2 separate regions of the Homo sapiens genome follow, and region 2 is linked to region 1. The links are chromatin loops, found by intact Hi-C in ENCODE. Cell type or tissue: adrenal gland. All regions are shown on one strand. Each heading gives the region's core, and the rest is flanking DNA. Links, peaks and the distances in the headings are about the cores only.

What was found. A loop is a pair of places that touch in the nucleus more often than their neighbours do. Peaks named below come from ENCODE experiments on the same cell type or tissue, not always from the same donor. Only the 100,000 strongest peaks of a DNase experiment are listed, where the experiment ranks them.
Region 2: a loop joins it to region 1, with 3 times the contacts of the local background. A loop is called at or near these places in 57 of 110 quality-filtered maps.

What each region holds. Positions count from the first base shown.
Region 1 is chr6:52,521,015-52,523,921 of GRCh38, reverse strand. All of the region lies in intron 2 of TRAM2 (translocation associated membrane protein 2), which reads left to right. Among named protein-coding and RNA genes, the nearest start is that of TRAM2, 55 kb to the left of the region's middle. In adrenal gland, for the core only: no CTCF peak of the experiment used is centred there; no DNase peak of the experiment used is centred there; H3K27ac peaks cover 1,073 bases.
Region 2 is chr6:52,572,358-52,575,264 of GRCh38, reverse strand. All of the region lies in intron 1 of TRAM2 (translocation associated membrane protein 2), which reads left to right. Among named protein-coding and RNA genes, the nearest start is that of TRAM2, 3.2 kb to the left of the region's middle. RefSeq lists a silencer at 350-399 and enhancers at 750-799, 1,401-1,929. In adrenal gland, for the core only: a CTCF peak has its summit at 1,701; no DNase peak of the experiment used is centred there; H3K4me3 peaks cover 146 bases; H3K27ac peaks cover 1,631 bases.

The DNA.
Region 1 (2,907 bases), core at 288-2,787:
AATGCGTGTTTTTAAGCTCACAGGTGTTACTGATGCTATTGGCCCATGGCCACATGTTGAGTAACCCTGGTGTATTATAACTATATCTACCAGTTCCCTATAGATAAAACAACATGGGTTGTTTCCATTCATTTACCATTAAAAACAGTGCTGTGGTGTGTAACCTTGTACACACGTCATTTTGACTGTAGCAGGTACCAGCTGCAGGATAAATTTCCAGAAGTAGAATTGCTGCATCGAAGGATTGATGCGTTTGTAATCTCAACAGAAATTGCCAAATTGCCCTCCAAAGAGGTGGTACCGTTTTACATTCCTGCTGGCAGTGTGTAAGAAAGAGTCTGTTTCCCCACAGCCTTAGCAAGAATATATTGTCAAGCTTTGTATTTTTGCCAATCTGATAGGTATGAAATGGTATCTTAGTGTAGCTTTAATTTGCATATCTCTTCTGTGTAAGGCTGAGCATTTTTTTAAATGTATAACAGCCATCTTTTCTGTTTCTTTTTTCTGTGGCTTGTCTGTTTATATCCTTTGTTCATTTCTACTCGATTTTTAAAAATCCTTTTATTGTGAAATTATAGCAACTTACTACATATTAGCAAGATTAGCCCTTTGTCTCTGATCTGAATTGTAAATATTTTCCCCAGGTGATCATTTGCCTCCAGATTTTGTTTGTGGTGGTGTTTCCATATCTAATTCTGGATTTATATATAGTGTAAAAAATTCAAAATAATACGAAAACAGAGTTGGCTCTTGGCACAGCAACCAATAGAAGAAAATTTTACAAATCCAGATTTGCAGGGATTCGGAAAGAAACTAGGAGTACAGTGATGCTCTTTAAACAACTAGCTTTCAGACAAAAGAAGAAGCTTCTAGGGCAGATGCCTGCCCTGGCTCACATGAGTTCTCAGAAGCAGATGGGATGTCAGTAAGAAGTGGACACCAGCTCAGGTTGTGCAGAGGAGGTCAGAGACCGCACAGTGGGATCCAGACAGGACTGGGAAATGTAAAGGCAGGCAGGAGAAGCCGCTTGCAGGTGACCTCAGAAGGAAACAGGAAAATATCTATTAGTCATAGGAAACGGAGCAGGAGGTCAAGCAGAATGTGACTCCCCAAAAGGGACAGCTGCTCACAGAGGTTGTCAAAACAGCCAAGATTCTGATTATTTCAGGTCTCTCTTTAAACTGTAATCAAAGATAAGCAAAGTAAGTGTCATTTTTGATGGGAGGTGGGATAACCCACTACAGTAGGAAGGTCATTATTGAAGGTGCTTTTTCCCAAAGCTAGATTAATTCCTACACTAGAGCATATTGGCGTACTCCATAGGGTTATATAGGAAGAAGGCTCATAGAGTATTGGTGTTGGAAAGGTATCAGGGGTCATGAAGGTTGGAGGTTACAAATCTGTGGCCTGTAGTCAGAGTTGGCCTACAGATGTGTTTTCTTTGGCCAGTCTGGTGTTGGCCCATGCAGTGTTTTTAAAAATTTCGAATTAGTCACCAGCATTTTAAAATCAGATGATTTCACGTAAAGATTTTTCTTTGCTTTTGAAACATTGGGACTCCAGCCACTGGGTTGCGCCTCTCCTGCAGCCACAGTGGCTGAGATGCAGCTACGCCACTGCCTCCCTCACCCCTGTGGGACACAGTGTGGGGTGTGCCCCTCCTCTCTAGTGTGTTCCTGACATCGAGGCTGCCAGTTACTACTGTTTATCTCAGTTTTAACGTGTATTTATTTTAGTAAGGTTAAAAGGTCAGTGGATATCTCTTAAACTTGTTTCTCTCAAAGTGGAGATGTGAAAGATAGACCAGAGGGTGATATGTTTAAAGAAAAGCAGTGGAAAGCATATTTCTCTGTGGAAGTGAAGAATATGACCTGCTTAATGCAGTGGGCCTCTGTATTGAAAGCAGCTATCTTAAGACACCTGGACCACCTGGCTCATTTGTGCTCCCCCCGGTCCCTGTAGGCGTTTTGTTTTGATCCAAAATCAGAGTCACCTCTCTGGCCTCATAGGCCAGAGATGTGCTGGACTTATTCTTCTAAAAAAATAGAATAGATTATTGCCAAACGATTGCTGTTCTTTTTGAGAGCTCATGCACGACAGGGGCAGTCTATGAGAAGTGGGAGCTCTAACCTGGGTCGTGTGAGGATTTTTATTTATTTATTTTTATTTTATTTTATTTTATTTTGTTTTGTTTTATTTTATTTTATTTTATTTTATTTTTTTGAGATGGAGTCTCTCGCTCTGTCTCCCAGGCTAGAGTGCAGTGGCGCAATCTCGGCTCACTGCAAGCTTCCCCTCCCGGGTTCACGCCATTCTCCTGCCTCAGCCTCCCGAGTAGCTGGGACTACAGGTGCCCGCCACCACGCCCGGCTAATTTTTTTTTGTATTTTTAGTGGAGACGGGGGTTTCACCATGTTAGCCAGGATGGTCTCGAGCTCCTGATCTCTTGATCCGCCTGCCTCGGCCTCCCAAAGTGCTGGGATTACAGGTGTGAGCCACCGCGCCCAGCCTTGTGTGAGGATTTTTATAAGAATTAGTGGCAACCAAAATTTAAAAAGAAAAAAAAATCAAAAACATCAGTTTGTTTGTAGGCATCTGGAAGGGGACAAAGGTCCAACCTCTATAGTTCTATGAAAACAGGGCCAAACCAATTTATTACTACGTTTGCACCAACCTACTACTTTCCTCCTCTGATCAAAAGTAGGAAGATAGGGCTGGGTGCAGTGGCTCACACCTGTAATCCCAGCACTTTGGGAAGCCAAGGCAGGTGGATCATCTTAGGTCAAGAGTTCAAGACCAGCCTGGCCAACATGGCAAAAACACATCTCTACTAAAAATACAAAAAAAAAAAATTTGCCGGAACTGGTGGCCCGCGCCTGTAATCCCAGCTACTTGGGAGGCTGAGGC
Region 2 (2,907 bases), core at 285-2,784, 51 kb before region 1:
TGCAGCCTCAGTTTCCCCATCATTAAAGACGTTCATAAAACTGGTCTTCGTCACAGGGTGGTTGTAAGGTTTAACTGAGATCATATCAGCAACAAAAGCCATAACATCTCCTACCAACATGAAAAAGTCTCTTGCGCCTGGAGCCCTGTGATTATTTATCATAATAATAGCTTAACAAAATAACAGAATTTCCTTTGCCCAGCGCATTCTCTGCTGTCTGTTTGCTGTCCTCCATTCTAAGAGGCCTCCAAGTGCGTGTCCCCAGCCTTGGAGGGTGTGGCTGGAAAGATACACGTGACAGCTGTAAACCTCAAAGCCACAGGCTGCAGCGACGAAGTTTCTCGCATAGCCTGTGGCTCTCTCCGTCATATTTCTAGCATTTGTTAGGGTTTGTGGCCCTCCCTGTTTTATCTTTGCTCAGAAAGGGCTGCCAGCATTTGAGTTTGGTACCTACCTCCTTCCCTGGGTCTCTAGTCTTATGGAAAGTCCTGTGCATTAAACCTGCCACTCTAAAAGTTGAAAGGTGTTAAGAGCTGTTACTTCCAGTATCTGGTGAAAGAGAAAGGCCCAAGACGAGAAAAACAACAAACAAAACTACTCTTCCTCCCCCTTAGGCTTGTATTGGGGAGTGTAGCAAGGCCCCTGGTTGAAATGCCTACAGGCCCCCTTTTCCTGCCAAGCCCATCACTTCTTCCCATAGCACCTTGAACCTACAGGACCTACAGGGCAGGTGTCTCCTTCTTTTGGAGGTACTTTGTGAGATCATCAGTCTGTGCTTCTCTGGGAGAAAGAGGGCTTTGCCCTAAGCCTCCAGTAAGAAGGTCTTGTGTTCTTCTGTGCTGGGCACATGGTGGGGGCCTCACTGTCTTTACCCACCGACTAACTAACTCTCCACAGAGATAAGTATTCCTGGGGGTGGGGAGGGGGAGTTTGGAACTGCTGCCTCTATCAAATGAGAGCAGAAGCGTCCTGGATACTGTAGGTACCACAGAGAAACAAATGTGGGCATCTTCACACTCAGAGTAAAGCCTGGGGAGACGCCTCATAACCAAGCACAGGACTGGCTGGATATCACTTAGGATCTTCTGGGTTTCTCTCTGGAAGTGTGTGGTGTGCATGTGTGGGTATGTAGGGATGCATATGGTGCGATGGTAGGTGCAACTGGGGACTCACCACCCTTTTCCTAGAAGTGACGGCAGGAAGAGGTGCAAGGGGAATGGGAGAAAGGGGTGAGAGGACATAGGCTTTTGGGGTTCTGACTTGGCCCTGGCTAGGATTCCTTCATTCGGAAGCTGAGCCAGGAAAACTCAATTATAATTCTTCCCACAAAGAGCGACTCTCTTGGCCATTCCTCCTTCTGGGGACCTCTGTCGTGCCTCTGCCAATGGGCTGGGTCCCTCTCCCCCATCAGCCCACGCGCCAGGCAGCCACAGCCCTTGTGTCTGCATTGCATCCCTGCGTTGCTCTTTCCCCCACTCACTGGTCACCTCTTCTGCATTCAGGGGGCTTCTGTTTCCCCGTTAGGGACCCCAGGGCTTTAGTTCTCTGTCCCCAGGGAGATGATGACTCTAAATTCTTTCCCTTGGGATAATTTCCTTTTGGGAACACATATGAAAGGCTGTCTCTCCCCTCACCACTCACCCCTATTGCTACCCCAATTTTGGTTTAGTGTTGAGCCATCCTGTTTCGAAGGCAGGGGGCAGCTTTTCCCCCCTGAACCCAGGTTTTCTCCCAGTCCTACAGGCTGCTTGGAATAGAGAAGCTGCTCTGTGCAGCCACAGCACTTGGCTAAAAAATGTCAGGAATGTGGAACTTTATTTTCCCCCTCCTTCCTTTCCACCGTTAAGTCTGCTTTTGGGAGAGGTGGCACAGGGGGAGTTTTCTACTCAACTCTTTGGTCCTTCAGTCCTGTCTTAGGTGGAGTCTGGCCTGACCATCAACCAGGGTGTGGACAGCTGGTTGGGGGGTATGTGTATCAGATTTGAAAGTAGCCTCCTCCCCCTCCACCTTCCCTTCTCCTTCCAGTGTCCTGTTCTGTGCCACGTTTCAAATTGAAACAGGCAGGGGAAGAGGAAAAGTCTTTGATTAGCGAATGGAGAATGAGGAAAAAGGGGGTGCACCGAAGAGAGAGGAAGCAATTTATATACTACCTTTAAAATGTCAGTTCAGGACTGAAACTTTTTTTTTAAGCTCATTTACAGGCTCTAAAGCTGCAAAGAAATGTTTCCACAATTCTGAGCCTATCATTTGTAGGTTTGGTTTCTTTTTGGTCTGTGATGACTTAAAGGTTGAGGGACCCAGAGGAGTTCTTGGTGATGGCTGGTTTTTGCTTTTTGATTGTTTTAGAGGCAGATTTGGCAGATTTACCTTTTCTTCAGGAACCACCTTCTTCCCTGCTCCTGACACTGATTGACTTGTCAGGGTGAAATGTTTGTAGCATATACAATGGGAGCCCATTGTGTCACCACCTGCTAGTACATGGCTTCCATGGCACTGGTTCATATCCTCCCAGACATACCTGTAGGCATCATAACCTGAAATGTGGCTGCGGGTCCTGTCTGTGAATGTTAGCAGCATCATAAAACAATCCTGCTTCTATTGTGTTCATAGAAAGACGTGTGCAAATGGCACACATAATACATCTGTGGACACGGATCAACTTGAGAAGGAGTCTCGCTCTGTCACACAGGCTGGAGTGCAGTGGTGCAATCTCAGCTCACTGCAGCCTCCGCCTCCCAGGTTCCAGCGATTCTCTTGCCTTAGCCTTCCAGGTAGCTGAGATTACAGGCACATGCCACACACCCTGCTAATTTTTGTATTTTTAGTAGAGACGGGGTTTCACCATGTTGGCTAGGCTGGTCTTGAACTCCTGACTTCAGGTGATCCGCCCACCTTGGCCTCCCAAAG